2 separate regions of the Mus musculus genome follow, and region 1 is linked to region 2. A link is a loop called in an ENCODE intact Hi-C map of the cell type or tissue named here. Cell type or tissue: heart. All regions are shown on one strand.

Region 1 (8,000 bases), 120 kb after region 2:
TTTCTCTGTGTCACCCTGGCTGTCATGGAATTCCCTCTGTAGACCAGGCTGTCCTCGAACTCAGAAATCCACCTGCCTCTGCCTCCCAAGTGCTGGGATTAAAGGCGTGTGCCACCACTGCCTGGCTTGTTCCCTTCTTTCTTCCCTGGTGCTCTGGGGTAATAATAGGTTCATTACACTAAAACTGGGAAGGAAAATATAATAATGCCTGAGAAGCCACAATATGTGTTTCTCCTCAGCACTGCCTATGGCCAATGAGCACTATTGTCTTGCTGTTTCAAATCTCATTTGAAATTAAATTTTCAATTCTTCTTTCCATGCATTTGTCTCTCTTTGTGTGTGTAGGGCGGTAGCCCAGGATGGTCTTGCATTTGTGGCTCTCGTCCTGGCTTAGTGTCTCTAAATGCTGGCATTGCAGGCAGGAGCCACTACATCCAGCTCTTAACTTGTTTTTTGTTTTGTTTTCAAAGCTTTACAATCTTTTTTTTTCTTTTTTTCTTTTTTCTTTTCTTTTTCTTTTTTGGTTTTTCAAGACAGGGTTTCTCTGTATAACCCTGGCTGTCTTGGAACTCACTCTGTAGACCAGGCTGGCCTCGAACTCAGAAATCTGCCTGCCTCTGCCTCCCAAGTGCTGGGATTAAAGGTGTGTGCCACCACGCCTGGCTCCTCTTCATAATCTTTTATCTAATCTAATAACACAGGGGTATCTTTTAGAATAAAAATGTAAACTTTTATGATTATTAAAGTAATATATACTTATTGAAAAAAACTTCATAAAAGCAGAATAAAGCAAAGAGGGGAAAAATATCACAATTCTGCCAGCTGGAATACTCCCTATTAACATGCATGTAAACATCTTTCTATTTTTTCATATGTACAAACTCACATGATTTTGAAGCACAAAGAATTATATTAAACATACCCACTGGTGTATAGTGCTTTCCATGGAAAAGCTGGCTGTATAAACTGGCAAATCTTGTCTCCTTAGGATGTTCACAGTAAAGACTTACTCTGATCCACCTGCAGTTTTAGTTGTATACTTTCATACAAATCCAGAAACTAGTTTAAAAATCATTGTACTCTACTACTTTGGAAAACTCTTCTAATTCCCTGGCCACAATCGCCCAGGGTTCCAGGATGCTAGCTGCAGGGCCGACAAGTAGCATTTTCTAGTTATTATGGCTATTTGTTATTGACCTATTTTCTTCAACCAGAATCAGCAACTTGAGGGCAGGGCCTATCCTAATTCATCTTTTAACCTCAGGCTCCCTAATATTTTGGGCCTCATTGCTCTGGGTCTGTGGCAAGGCAGTAGGCATTCCAGCCCCTCACTTCCTAGCAGCCTGAAAGCAAAGAGGGCAAGGGGTTAGGGTCCCAATTAATCTTTCAAGGGTATGCCTTTAGTGATCCACTATTCCCACCTCCTAAAGATTCTAGTACCTTCCAGTTGTGTTGCTAACCATGTTTTTAACATGTAAGACCTTTGGGGACACTTTAGACCCAGCCTCAACGTTGCCTAAATGGTATGTGACCGGCCTCAGTACTTTCTCTTCCCTGAGACCTTTGGCTTCACAGTGCATAGATTCTCACATGAGTGGCCTCCTGGGATAGTTCACTGTGTACATTACTCTGGATGTTCAGGAATCCTCTACACCCTCCCAGAATACTTGGAGCAGGTGGGCTCCATTCACACCGCTGACTGTGAGAAACCTGAAACCTATCTTTCCAGAGAGGCCTTAAAAGCTTTCAACAAGAGTAATTCACAGCGATCCCCTCACTTCCCTCTGAGTCAGCCAGCTCTGAAACACAAAGATGATAGCTCTCAATTAACCGCAGAACCTCCTGGAGCATCCAACATTGGAAGGGAAGAAGAGAAAGATGGGCATCACTGCCAGCAGCGCGCTTGTTCTCCCCCTCCCCCAATGGATGCTGCCATTCAAGTTAGAAACCAAATCTCCCTGCTGCTCCACCCTGCGCACTGCACGTGAGGCCCAGCCACAAGATGACTTCGTGGCTTCCTTTCATCCTGACCCCAGCCTTGGTTTCCAGAACCCAAGCCTCCAAAATTTGGGCTTATGTAACTTATTTGTTTATTTTTAAGGCCAGCCCTGTCCAACTTGAGAACACTTAAGACGGCCTTTTAGAGGGAATTTGGAGTCCAACACTGTCATTAACTAAATTAGCAAGCAGTGGTCCTGTAAAAACTCCAAACAGCAACATCCCGACAACTCGTATCATCCTATCCCTGATGCAGCTAATATTACAATGCCTGAGATTGGTCCCTGGGCTTTTTCTCTGTCTCTTCAACAATAGCCTGAGTTCACCAGCCTGGACCTGACAGCCCTGAGACTCTGCTATGCAACAGCAGTACCTCTGTTTGTTTGATTGGGGGTTGAAATGGGGAGGAGACGTCCCCGTTCTAGAAGAGTCCGCAAAGGCTTTTGACCTATGCATTTTCAAAAACTTCTGGAAAACACGAAGCTTTTTACAGAGCAAGCCCAGACTAAACGCACGAGAAGGCATGCATCTTTAGGTCAGAACAGATACCATTTTATGTTAGCCTCTATACAAGAAGCAACAGGTACCAAAAGGTCTGTCAAGGACATAGATGGAGTCCCCGATGGAGTCTTTGACGCGCCTTTTCCGATGTGAGGGAAGTGTCATGGTATGTTAGGTTTAGAAAAGCAGACTGGGAAGCCACTCATGATGCAGGGGAATAATTAAGTTCGTTGTATGTTCTTAGGAGAGTATCTATCTCTGTGTGGTGGGATTATGGGTAGTTGTCACCACTTTAGCTATACCTTTCAGGATCCTTAAACCTTCCTATAGAGAGCATTTATCACTTGGTTAAAAAAAGAAAAGATAATCACAAGGTGGTCGACTTTCTCAGTTGACATGTTCTTTAGAAATCATCTTGCTCGCCACTCTCTGTCTTTCCCTGGCTCTGACTGAGAGGAGGGGGCTGGCATGAAAGGTGCACTCTCTTGTCCGGATGGTGGGGACAGGAGCGGGGAGGGAGGGAGAATAAGACCTTCTCTGGTGCCCAGAGCTATAGCAGTTTTCTCCTCAGGGCCTAGAGGTTCCTGGATGTTAGTAAGCTGTCTACACTCCATCCAGTCTTCTGTGTGCAAACTCAGACTTCTCCTCAGGCTGAGAAGAAAAGCAAAGTAAGGAGTAGCTTTGCCTCTGCCAGGTCATTCATGCTCCCCTGAGAGGCTCTCACAGGATGTCCCTTCTCTCCTATCTTCCTAAGGCCCCTACTCCCCTGAAACACCACTGGTGGACATGTAGCATGTTATCTGTAAGGCCTGGCAAGGTAGCCTGGTTCAAGCGAGGCGACAGGGCTGCACAGGCTAAGCTTGGAAGGCTAGCCAGCCAAGAGAGGCCTGTCTGGTTTCTCTGGCCAGCCAACCCCTTCCGTCCTTCTGGGTTTCCTCCATGTGTTAGATGAATGTAATACGATTCGAAGCTGCTCTTGGAGCTGTGTGCCGTGACCTCATCTGCCTCTGCCGTTCCACAGGGGTGAAGTGCTCCCTCCGCGTCCCACAGTGTGGTGTGGAAGGTGCTTGAGTCTTTGTGGGAGCAGCTTGCCAGCTAACCAAGCGCAGTGAGAACTCACGCATTTATTATCAGCATTACTTACAGGCATGGTGTAAAGGAACTTCCTAGACTCCTTAGACCAGTGGTTCTCAGCCCAGTGGGTTGTGACCCCCTTTGGGGGTCAAATGACTCTTTCACAGGGGTCAACTAAGACTGGTCGGAAAGCATGGATATTTACATTATGGTTCATAACAGTGGCAAAATTACAGTTATGAAGTAGCAACAAAAACGTTTTCATGGCTGGGGGATCACATAAGGGACTGGATTAAAAGGTCGAAGCATTAGGAAAGTTGAGAATCACTGTCTTAGAGGAAGGACACCTTAGTTTTGTCCAGTCAGCGCTGTTCTTGAAGTCAAGGCTTCCCAAGAAATGTCTCAGTTCTTCCTTGCTACCCCACCCCCACCCCCCAAATCACAGTGTTTCCAGAAGCATGGAAAACCTCACATTCCATTTTCCCACCTTTAAAGCCGGAATGCCAGTGGTGTGAGATTATTCTTAAATATGGTTTTTGAATTTCTAAAATATAAAACATACAAGCCCAGGGGCACTGTAGTGCCCTAGAAATGACATTTTTAAAAAGTATATTCCAGGTCTGGAGAGATGGCTCATCGGTTAAGAGTGCTCTTCCAGAAGTCCTGAGTTCAAATCCCAGCAACCACATGGTGGCTCACAACCATCTGTAATGGGATCCGATACCCTCTTCTGGTGTGTAGGAAGACAGTGACAGTATATTCACATACATAAAATAAATAAATAAATCTGAAGAAATTAAAAGTATATCCCATGTAATACTTCAGGTATGATTATACTATATGTAAGTATATCCCAGAGAATACATAGGCTATTGGGGAAGTTACCCCTGGGTCATTCTGTTTAACTGGGGGTCTGCATTTGATCAGACAAACCTGTTCTTGAAGCTGAAGAGAAGGAGACAGTGATGCCTGCCATATTTTCTGCACCTGGGCAGGGGTGGGGGTGGGGGGTGGTCCTAACACTTTCCCTTCCAGGCCAGAGGAAGTCATAGTCTTGTTCAGGATGGAGGGACTGAGGTTGCTCTGTTGGGGGTAGAACGCTTGCCCAGGAAGTGAGAGGGGAGGATTGGCAGCTAAGCTTCTGCTTAATGGACATCCTTGAAGACCTTAGCAAACGGTGTCCTGTGGTGCATCTAATACACTAGGCTAGCTCTATGTAAACCTGCCAGCGAAGGTAGGCTGGTTAAGAGGAACTCAGATAGTGACACTAACCCCAGGGAACCCCCTTCAAGGCATGACTATTTGACCAGACCCAAAGGTCAACAGTTTTATTAGACATGGGGACTTTCCTAAAGGTTATTTTTGAAGGGAGGGGGAGGAGGGGGGGGAATGGGGTGGGGGCAAAGGTCACCTAGAGACCTTTCTGTGGGGTGAGGGGAACAGGCGCAGGGGTACGAGCTGACACAGAGCCCTCTTTCTGGTCTCCTGTGTCTCCTCTCAGTGGCTTGCAGTCTCCCTGAACTCACATCCCCTCTCTCACTTAAGTTCCTAGGCTCGATTCCAGCCTGGAGGTGGACAGGTGGCAGGCCCACCACCATCCAGCCTTTGTGTGAATGAAGGCTGCCCAGGCAGGCGCCCTCCAAGCCTCAGGGTGTAATTTTTCCCTTCTCCACTTGTGAATTCCAGGCAGAGAGCTCAGCTGTCATCGGCCTCAGGGAATTTTTTTTTTTTTTTTTTTTTTTTCCAACCAGGACTGAAAACCGGGCCAAGAAAACATGGGTCTGTAGAAGGCATTGTTCCCTGTGAGTCGGATGGCTTTTGCTTTTACTTTGGGCCTCAGGAAATGCTGTCTTTACCTTGAGTTGGAGATGAAAACTTGGACTTTCATTGCCCTAAGAAAACATTACCCCCCCACCCCCCCACCCCCCCAGCCCCTACCTCCCACCCCCGCACCGGTTTCCCAGTGGGCTAGTGTGTACTTAGGAGTTTACTTTCCAAAGTCTCATTTTAACAACAGTAGCTATAAAATCTCGCATCTGATGCCCCTGTATAGATGAAGACACAACACAATGCATTTGTGTGACCCAAGCGTGGAAAACACTCCTCGGTGTGTTCCTGGAAGCTGCAGGTCAGCACACATCTCTTTTGCCCGGAGTTCCCTGAGGCCAGAGCTTCCCGGCTTATTATGCAGATACCAGTGGCTACATTTGAAAGGTTCCCCCATGTCCTGCGAGACTACAGACTTTGGACTCATGAGCTCTCTGTCCTCCTAGGAGAGCTGTAAGATAAGACTATAGAGACAACCAGACTCTCACCCCCCAGCCTTAGGAATTCAGAGTCCTTGCAACCAGCTCTCACTAAACCTTCCGGGGTGGGGGTGGGGAGGACACAAAAGCGACCGCAGGTATAGATGGAGAGTCTGCTTGCCAGGAAAGAAAACAAAGCTAACAATCTTCTGCTGAAAAATGAGTTCATTTAGTATTGAATGGTAAGCTGGTCTTTCCCCAGACTTCTACCACAACGCAGTTCCCAACATGTCAAGCGCTGGAGTCCCAGAGTTCATTTCTAAGCTGTTTTCCAGTCCCCACCCGTCCACCGCCAGGGCTTCCCAAGCTGCGTTGCTGAGTGTCCCACACTCACCCACCACGCTGTCTACTGATTGCTGCCTCTCTTCCTGGCAGGTCTCCACCTTTTTGATTTTGATATTCCCAACCGCCAAGACGGTGCCCACCTAAAGAAGCCCAGAGAACATATACGTGTTGGACCGCAAGTGGGGTCCCTGAAGCTTATTTCTCTGATGAAATTCATTGCAGACTGGAGGGGAAGGGTTATGCTTCTCACATGACTACATGTTGGAACTCACAAACATGCGTGGAACCCATCCCTAGCCTACTAAGGCTGCTAATAAGCTATCTGGAGGCATGGGCTGCCAGCAGTGGGTGGGGCAACAGAAATTTTTCTTCCAGTCCCTACGCAGGGAGTGTGGTTAAATTTAGATGGAATTTTACCTGGGACAGAGTTCAGTGCTGGTTCCTTCCAGATTTCCCTGCTCTGTGTCCCATCCCCCACACCTCCCACCCGCGAACATGGCTGTCTCCATGCTTCATGCTGAAATTCTACTATAGATCTGCAGTCCGGAATTTTTCCTGTTCTCTACACAGAAGTATTGCTTCCCCAGAACAGCTGAGCACAGTTTACTAACTTTTAGGAGGGAAGCGGTCTGTTGGGAGTGCTTCTTGCTACTTTGTTAATGATTGCCAACTATCCCTTCAGCTGCACCCAATCACCTATGCCAGGTGGGTAGGAGTCTTCAGAATAGTTGGTAAGGCTGTGAGATTTAAAGACAGACCTGGATTTGGGTCCTGATTCTACCTCTAATTTACAAGGTCTAGTCATGTGACTTCTTTGAGCCTCATCTGTAAAATAGGAATCATTATAAAGAAAAAATATGTATAATACTTTTGTGACTCTGGTAATACACCCTGTATCAGTCAGAGTGTGAAGGACTTTTCCTTTATGGATTCTTTTTTTTTTTTTTTAATTCAGTACAAACCACAAAGTATACATTTCTAAATATCATAAAGGAGAGTAACATTTCAAGAGATTTGAAATTATGATCGATTCCTTCCTTCCTTCTTCTCAAACTGCTGTGAAGCCAGTATGCGACCTGATGTGAGTGTCTGGTTGTGTGGATGGGAGAGGGAGAGTGGTCTGCCCTAGGATGCGACTTTCAGAGCTAAGTAAGGATGCTGCCCAGTCACCCGCGGCTGAAGATGGATCCCGGGAGTCCGTTCCCTTCTTTAATTCCCGTGTCCACAGCTTCCTCTCTTTCTCTGCCTTGACTTTATGAATCTGCAAGTGGTCCAAGATTCCCCCCACCCTCCCTTTCTTTCCTTTCCTTTTTTTTTTTTTTTTCTCTCCACACAGCTCACAACAGCTGCAGGGTAGTGGGGGTCGGCGGATGGTGGCAGCTGTTTGCACGTATGGGTTCTCTGTCATTTCCCTGTGTAAGGCAGGGGCTGTTTGTATATATCACAAGCCGCCACCTGGCAAGATGTTTGGTTCCATCCATGTTTGAAAGTTTTGCGCATGGGATCATGAATGCAGAGGGTAGGAGGAGCCTTGAGATCTGGGTTCCAGACCCTTGCTGCCTTTCAGTCTTAGTTACTAAGCATCCCACCCCGGTCTAGTTACAGCCTCCTGTGTATACTCACTGTCTAGAGCAAAGAGTGCTCTTTATCCTACGCAGTTAATTCTCAAAGGCTTCGCGATTGGTTTGTATATGGCGTTTTCATTTAAAAACCATTGTAAGTGAACATCAAAATAAATTTAGGAAGGGGCAAGCAGTATGTTCATTGCTACCTATGAGGCAATTCAGGATTTTGAGCCTAAAAACCTTTAAAAATATATCATGCCGTCGCCAAGAG
Region 2 (8,000 bases):
CAAAATACCAAAAATATAAGACAGATATAAAACTTTTCAGGCTAAGAGTGCAAAAAATTACTTTGTACTATCCTTTTAAAAGTATTGCTACAATAAAATTTTAAAATTAAAATATAAAAAATTAAGTATTACTACATACAGAAATCAATAAAGGGCATTCCATAATTTTACAATGTTTTAGTCTGATATACCTTCCATCTCTTTGTTTCTGCTTGACACTCTCCCTCTAAATTTATATCTTTTATACAAACTTCAATAACACATAGTTGTTTTTTTTTTCTTTCATTTCACTGTCACTCCTTTAACTTGCCAAGAACTTAGTTCATAACCTCCTACTTGACTTCCTATAAAATGACCTACATCAGCTCATTCCAGTAACAGTTCCTAGACCTTAAGCACACTGTTCATCCAAGGGGGCTCTACCTAGGGCAGGGTGCACCTCTACAGATGTGGCAAGTTATTCCATTCCCATTCTGCACAGTTAGGAAGCTGGCAGAGGAAACAACATATCTTGGAAATAATCACAAAGCCAAATGCCAAAAATAACAATTTTTAGTCAATCCATGAGAAAATACTGCCCCTAGCTGAAATAACATGAATCTAGTATTAGGAGGAAGCAAAATGCAAAATAGTGCTTGCTTTCAAGCCAAGTCTTATTTCAAAAACTAAGTAAACCTCAGAATTAAAACAGGTAAGACCTTTAGAACATAACCATTTCCTTCTAACGCTGGACCCATCCATAATACCAACGATTATCTAAGGAATCACAGCTGGCCATAGCAGCTTTTTACTTGTATATTTTACCCACTTAAGAGATCATACAAGTCTGTGAGTATACATCAAGAAGTAACTTTTACCTAAACTTAACTGTTTAAAACTGAGTGCCTAGACGTATGTAATAGAACGATTCCCCACAAACATGTCGGGGTAATAAGTTTAAAGATGAAATAATACTCAGAAAGGTACCCAGCCACCGTTCATTATATTTCCAAATGCCCACTGTCTAAGTTAAGGCACCATTTTTATTTCACTCCTAGCCTTTGGGCTGAAAGTATAAAAGTCTCACATGCTTAGAAACAACCCCCTCAAGTTGTGAAGCTAACTTTATGATGTCTTTGTGATCGTTCTCAAATGCATAAATCAGAACAAACTACATTGCATTACTATACAGAATTTGCACTGTGCTCACGATCAGAACCAGTGTGCCCAATTTTAGCCTCGAGTTATGCACTAAGTATGAAACAAATGCAAATTCTCACAATTTCATGTATGTTCATAAAGTGTGCCTTATACTGCAAGTATTCCGCCTATAAATTCTAATAACCACGTTTTTAAAAAGCTTTCCAAAGTGCCAACATTCCTTAGACCTCATCTTCTATGTCCTCAACAACTCTTTGTGTACAACTTTATATAGAGAAGAAGCTGCATATGACTTTAAGGGTAATGTATCTTCTAAAAGTAGTGATCAACTAGTGGAAGAATATTTCTGAACAATACATTCAGTATTTACAACCCTAAATTATTTCAACCCTGATGCAGTAATTCAGGCCATTAGTATACAATATCCTACACCACACCCCCAGACTTCACCCAAGCTTTTAACATTACCATAACAATAAGAGCTGAAAACAACTTAATGCTCAAGTAACATAAGGAAGTACCTTTTAAGATAACCAAACTGAAAGCTACCAGTCTTTAGACTGCCCGTAATTAATGTATCCCACAAAGATCCTCAAAGCAGTATTCATCAAACCAAAACTACACTCTGCTCTTTGGCACCTGATTCCCAACGTCGGAATAGGAGTTGCCACACATCCACAGAAGTAAAAATCACAAACTACACACTCAAACTGCAAATTCAAACAACCATAAATGGTAAACTCATTTAAATTATGAAGAAGCAAGCCATTGATCAAATTCCCAAGCCAGATGTCTCCGAAAAGTCATTAAAACTGTAGATACAAATTCCAGGGGAAAAAAAAAAAGATAAACTTCATCAGCCCAACATTCACAAGTTTACAACATCAAAATTCACTCACCTCCTATTCACATCAAACGCACATCCACTGCGAATATCTGAAACTATTCTCCATCACCAACAGGGGGTGGGGTGGGGGGGTGGGAAGTACCTTTGAGCCTACTTCTAACAGTCTTAAAATATACCCTTCCATTAGCCCTCAGGTAACCCAGGTGCAAGGCTACTGCGGATGCCCTTGGCCTGGGGCCGTCAGAAGCCAATGATGGGGACGGCAATAACCATCAAGAAATCGAGATCCTTTTCCAGCGCTACTCTTACCAAGCAAAACAATCACGGGCCCAGAAAGATGGCAAAGAAAAGTGGGGTCGTTTTAATCCCAAGAGAGGGGCGCATAGGGGTGGGTAGGGGTGTGATCCCGAGAGAAATGGGTGCGAAGGAAGAAAGGAGGGGCGCGGAAGGAGCAAACTTAAGTATCTCAAGCATCTCCCAGACTCAAACAACAAAAGCAAACCCTAGAGTCTGTGCGCACTTAGAAGCACCAGATGGAGTCCCCGGGGTTGAGACAGTTCAACAGACAGACACAGTGGGCAGCGGATAAATCAGGCAGTGACGCGAGGGGAAGGGGATGCTAAGAGAATGAGACACTACATAGGGGAGACAAAGCCTTGGGGGGGGGGGGTGAGGACCAAAGAGAAAAAGGTGAGAGGGGATACACACGAGAAAGACAATGGAAGAAAGAGAACGGCAGTAATCTGGTGCCAGGGCTATGGCAGGTCACCCAGCTACTGAAGAGAGGGATACAACAAAGGGGCACGGGAGGAGGGACAGCGGGCGGAGTGGAGGTGCAGACGGGATGCGGGGCGCGCAGCGGCTCCCACAGAGAGCCTAAGGCGGCGAAACAAAGGGCTGGGGGCAGAATCGCGGGGGGCAGCGCACACAGACAAAGCGCTCCGGCGCCCAGGGCAGCGGCTGGGAGGACAGGCGACGCGGGCCACGCACGGGGAACAAAGCTGCGCCGGGATCCCCGCCAGGCCCGCCGAGGGGGGCGCGCGCCGGGCACGGTGCCTACGGCCCCGCGCGCCGGCCGCACTCCGCCCGCAGCCGCCGGCCTCGCCACCGCCCGCCCTCACGCGCCCGGAGCCCGCTCCACCGCGGCGCACGGGCGAGCCCCGCACCGGCCCGCGCCATCGCGTCGCCGCCCCGCGCCGCCTCCCGAGGCCCCGGCGCGCCGCGCGGCCCCGGCCCGCCGCCTGCCGCCGGCGGTCAGACGCCCGCAACTTTCCCGGTTCCCAGCACTCGCTGCCCCCTCAGACTTACCCTGTCACAACAGGCGCCATCTTCCACAAACTCTCGCCAAAACTCCAACCCTCGCGAGATTCCCCCCGCCGCCTTTCCCTGCTCCTCTCCCCCGCCCCTTCCCTCGGCCTCGCCGATCGCTGCCACCCGGCCCCCGCGCCGTCTTTCCCCGCTTCGCCGCCGCCGCCGCCGGGAGCCAGCCGCCTCGCGCCGCCCGCGGACTAAGGGATCTGCTCACTGCCTTTCCCTAGAAACCTACCCCGCCGATGGAGCATGCGCAGGCCGCTCCTCCGCGGACAAGCCCTCCGAGTAGTCCATGGGGAGCGCTCCGGTTATCCGGGTTTTGGGACGCGCCCTCGGGGACGTACGTGGAGACTGAGGAAAACCGGAGGGCATTACTACGGGGACCGGGACTGGAGGGGTCAGGAGGCGGGGCCCCGGGGCCGGGAGGAGGGGTCCTGGGAAAATGCGAGCGTCTCACAGGCCTAGAGGAGACGCCTCCTCGAGTGGGTGTTTTCCAAGTGGCTTCCCGCTCGCCGCGGGTTCCCAGCCTTTTTCATTCATTCCGACGTTCACTGGACACCTCCCTTATGCTAATCTCAGTATCAGGTGCCGGAGCGGCGGAGATCGGGACAGAGCCCCGGTCCCCGGTGACCTGCCAGCGACTGTCTCCATTCATTTGCTCCCGCACGACCCGCACACGCGGCGAGACAGGCGTGATCGCCGCGTGAGCTGACCCTTCCCAAGAGCTCTGCAGGGGAAAAGCATTAGGGGATAAGCTCTGTGCCTTTCGCCGCTTCTCCCCGATGCGAGCTGGGGTCATCCCGAGGTCAGCCTCGCGCAAAGGTGTCCCCCCTAACCCCCCGATGTTCACTTTGCACCCACACGTCAGAGCCCCGAATGGTTGTCCCCAGAGCCACCACTACAAGCCCGGGCACTTGGGAGCGAGCTACCCGCCCAGCTCCGACTGCCTGGGGAACTCATGGCAGCAGCCAGCTTGCAGGATGTAGGTGTGGGTGCAGACGTGTAGGTAACTGCCTAGAAACAGCTCCTCCGGCGGTGGCCCGATGCTGTCGCCCGATGCTTGTCTTGCCTGGGACACCTCTCGGCAGGTGGTGGCCCGAGACCTGTCCCTCCGGTCCCCTACCTGCTGATCCTCCCTGCTCCCCCCCCCCCCCCTTCCCGGCCCTTTGCTTTCCAAGAGATTTCCCAGCTCCTGCATTGCCTGCCTCCCGCAGGGAGCCACAAAAAACCCGGAGAACTGGATCAGCCCGCCCGAGACCCGCTCCGGAGCGCCGCAGGATTGGCGCGGCGCGCTCGCGCCACTGCGCATGTGCGCAATGCGGGCAGCCGGAGTCTCACGCTACACCTCCTCCCGAGCGCCTTCCACCGCTCGGCTCAGACACAACACGGGCCGTGGGAAATTTCCTAAGCCTCGCGAGAACGCGCTCTCCTACCCACCCCGCGGGCGGCTGGGCGTGCGCCCTACATCGCGCAGAGCCGGGGCCCCGACAGGTGTTCGTCCCGTGCGGCTCCCGGGACGCGGAAGGCAGGGTCCGACAGGCGCCCGCGAGGCGGGGCGGGGCGGGGCGGTGGGCGCGTGGCGGGGAGCGGCGGGCTGAGGCCGCCCCGGCACACTCACGCACGCGCCGGGGAGGCTTCCTGTCGCCCTCCCGAGCCTGGTACTTTCCTGAAATGTGACAGACGTGGTGCCCCCCGCCTCCGGGAGCTGTCAGCCAGCCCCGTGTCGGCTTTGAGTCATGCATCTGAGTCACCTAGTCTGGCCTCCACTTCACTTGCTCTACAACAAGTTTGGATTCCCTTAACTATTCTAGCAATGGTTGGTTTGGGGTTTTTTTGTTTGTTTGTTTGTTTTGTTTTTGTTTTGTTTTTTGTTTTGTTTTGTTTTCCTTTATAGTGTCTTCGATGGCTTTGTGAGCCGGCAAGGCTCCGGGAAAGCTGAGCTTAGCGATCTCAAACGTTTGCATTGTGGTACGAGAACACGATTTAAATAGCTTCCCCTTAGTCTGTTCCTAGCCTTTAAAGGAATCCTACATACATACCAGTTTCTGTCTCCCCTCCCCCCCAGATGACTTAAAACGCCAGTTTTGTTTCCTTCCTCTTTCTATTCTTTTGTAGCAAGCATCCCGTTCTAGGTACTGTTTCATCAGATACGTTAGTGGCTGCTGTTCTCCACGCACCCTTTTTGAATTCATTTACTTGCCCAAGAGCTGTCAGAACCCTTCTTCACTCTGCCACTTTTCAGATTGGCGTGGTGCTGTGTAGGACTAGTGTCTTGCTAGCATCATGCACCCACAAATGAAGACTGGGTTTTGACATTTAAAGGACAGTGAACCCTCTAATAGCTAATGTCTCCTGGTTGAAATAAAGCTTTGCTTACTGAAGGTTTGTTAAGGGTATGCGATATGTGTTTGCCTATCGCTTTATTTATTTACTTCCCATTTTTAAAAGGACGTATGCCCATTTAATACGCTATGTCAAAACATGTCTCATCCAGAACAAGAGAGTGTTGCGGAGGTAAAATGCCTTTAAACGTTTCCTCAAGGATTTTTAGGCCTAGTGTGACGGTTTGTGACACTAATGTTGGACGGAAGGCCATGAGACCTTGGAAAGCCTTGATAGTCATAAAACTAATCTCAACTCAAACGCTCCACCTAAGGTGTTTTCCTTTCTCAGTAATGCCAATTCCTTTGCCCTCACTTAAGAGGACCTTGGAATTACTTTTGCTTTTATATATATATATATATATATATATATATATATATATATATATATCACACATTCAGGATTGCACCGGCAAGAAAAATCATGCTAGTCAGATCTATTAGTCTATTTTCTAATCCATAATATGTAAGGAAAGGAAGCTAATATTGCTCCCAGCTTTGGAGGGTGCCGGAGCAAATGATACTAACATCTGTTTGGTTGTCGCAAGTCCTCCTTAACAGATGGTGTCACAATAATAGAAGTATGTGCACACGGATAGGTCACGTAGACTGGAAGATAGAAAACTAGAGGTAGAACGGGAGCCAGGTTTATTCTTTTTAGAGTAACTTTTTTTTCTTTTAAAGATCAAGTTATCTTTTCTTTCTTTTTTTTTTAAATATGTGTGGGTCTGCACAGGCCATGGCACACGTGGAGGTCAGAGAACAACTTGCAGTTTATTCTCACCTACTAGGTGGGTTCCAGGGATCAATCTCTGGTTGCCAGATTTGATGCCACTAGGCATCAAATATCGGCCACTAGGCCCAACTTCTTGAAAATTCCACTACTTCTCACGTTATTACTTTGGGCTCCAAGATTGTGCAAGAACCTGGGATCACAAGTGAACTAGTCTCAAACCACGTACAATACCTTCAAAGTAGACCTAGATCCTAATCATTTCTACCTCCTCAGCAACTAGCTTCATCTAACCCGTCTGTTTCCCCACCTAGCCTACAGGTTGTCTGCTAAGTGAGCTTCCTTCCTTCCTTCCACCTCTACCCAGCCTGAGGCTCTTCTCATGGGACCATGCCTCCTCATCCTCAGAGATTCCACTGGTTTTTCCATTTCCCTACAAGAACTTACCTTTTGGCTTGCTGCCAGACTCTCCTGACCTCTCTGACTCCCAAAGTTCCTCCCCTTCCTTTACTTGAGGCTCTAGCTAGCCTGCTGCCCTTCTTGAAGCTCAGAGGGCACAATAAGCACTCTTAACACCGAGCCTGTGCCCTCTCCGTGACTTGCAGCACTCTCCCCACACCCATATAGGAGGAAGTCTTTTGAAGTCTTTGGGTAAATGTGTCATATACCCTGGCCATTTTCTGGCCACCCTTCCCTAGAGTGACTCCCATGCCTCTTTCTTCTTACATGCCTTGTTTCTATCTTCAAGCTTCAGTTCCTGGACCATTGCCTGATGTGAGGTAGGTAGTCATTATTTGCAGGGAGAATGGAAAGAAGATAGAGAAGCTCTTAGGGCAGAATAGAGATGATTTTAAAGGATGGAAGGAAGAATATTTGGAAGTGGCAGGAGGGAAAGATGGGGGGTGCCCATTTAGAACCATTTGGACCAGTAAGTGGGGCTCTACATTTAAGAGTTTTCCTGCTCTCCATGTGAGCCCCTCAGGAAAGAAAAATTCTTCTAATGGACAATAAAGAAATAGATACTTTCATGGGTGGCTTGTGGGATTAAAAATATAGTCTCTGTGGAAATTGTGGGAATTTGTCACTACGTGTTAATCATACAACTCGGTGTGGTTTGTGCTATAAGTATACTAACCTATTTGTTGAGTTACCTGTATGTTTCAGCACTTGTGATGATTAAAGAAAATGCTGGGAACCTCCTGCATATCAGTAAAGAATGTCTTTTTCTTATTGGTTTTCCTGTATATGTGTGTCTGAATGCATGGGCATGGAGGTCAAAGGGACAACCTTGTCACTTGTCATGCTCACTTGTCACTTAGTTTGAGACTGCGTCGTTTTTTGGGTTTGGTTTGGTTTTTCCAGACAGAGTTTCTCTGTGCAATCCTGGCTGTCCTGGAACTCACTCTGTAGACCAGGCTACCTACCAAGTGCTGGGATTAAAGGCGTGCACCACCACTGCCCAGCCTGAGACAGCATCTCTTGTTTTTCTCTTGCATATTCCAAGCAAGCTGACCAGAGAGCATTCAGGATTGTCTTGTCTCTGCCTCCCATTTTCCCATAAGAGCACTGGGGTTACAGGTGCTCTGTG

Evidence for each region. A loop is a pair of places that touch in the nucleus more often than their neighbours do. Peaks named below come from ENCODE experiments on the same cell type or tissue, not always from the same donor. Only the 100,000 strongest peaks of a DNase experiment are listed, where the experiment ranks them.
Region 1: a loop joins it to region 2, with 4 times the contacts of the local background. A loop is called at or near these places in 7 of 42 quality-filtered maps.

What each region holds. Positions count from the first base shown.
Region 1 is chr5:53,468,116-53,476,115 of GRCm38, reverse strand. No RefSeq gene overlaps it. Among named protein-coding and RNA genes, the nearest start is that of Gm40304, 75 kb to the left of the region's middle. In heart, a CTCF peak has its summit at 5,228; DNase peaks (open chromatin) are centred at 3,435, 5,165, 5,695, 6,565 and 1 weaker place; H3K4me3 peaks cover 1,421 bases; H3K27ac peaks cover 1,928 bases; H3K27me3 peaks cover 223 bases.
Region 2 is chr5:53,586,020-53,594,019 of GRCm38, reverse strand. It overlaps Rbpj (recombination signal binding protein for immunoglobulin kappa J region), which reads right to left and starts at 3,534. Exons shown (of 11, transcript NM_001080927.2): 1 at 3,296-3,534. The coding sequence starts at 3,315. In heart, CTCF peaks have their summits at 566, 2,079 and 4,685; DNase peaks (open chromatin) are centred at 2,349, 2,809, 3,629 and 4,539; H3K4me3 peaks cover 3,998 bases; H3K27ac peaks cover 3,492 bases.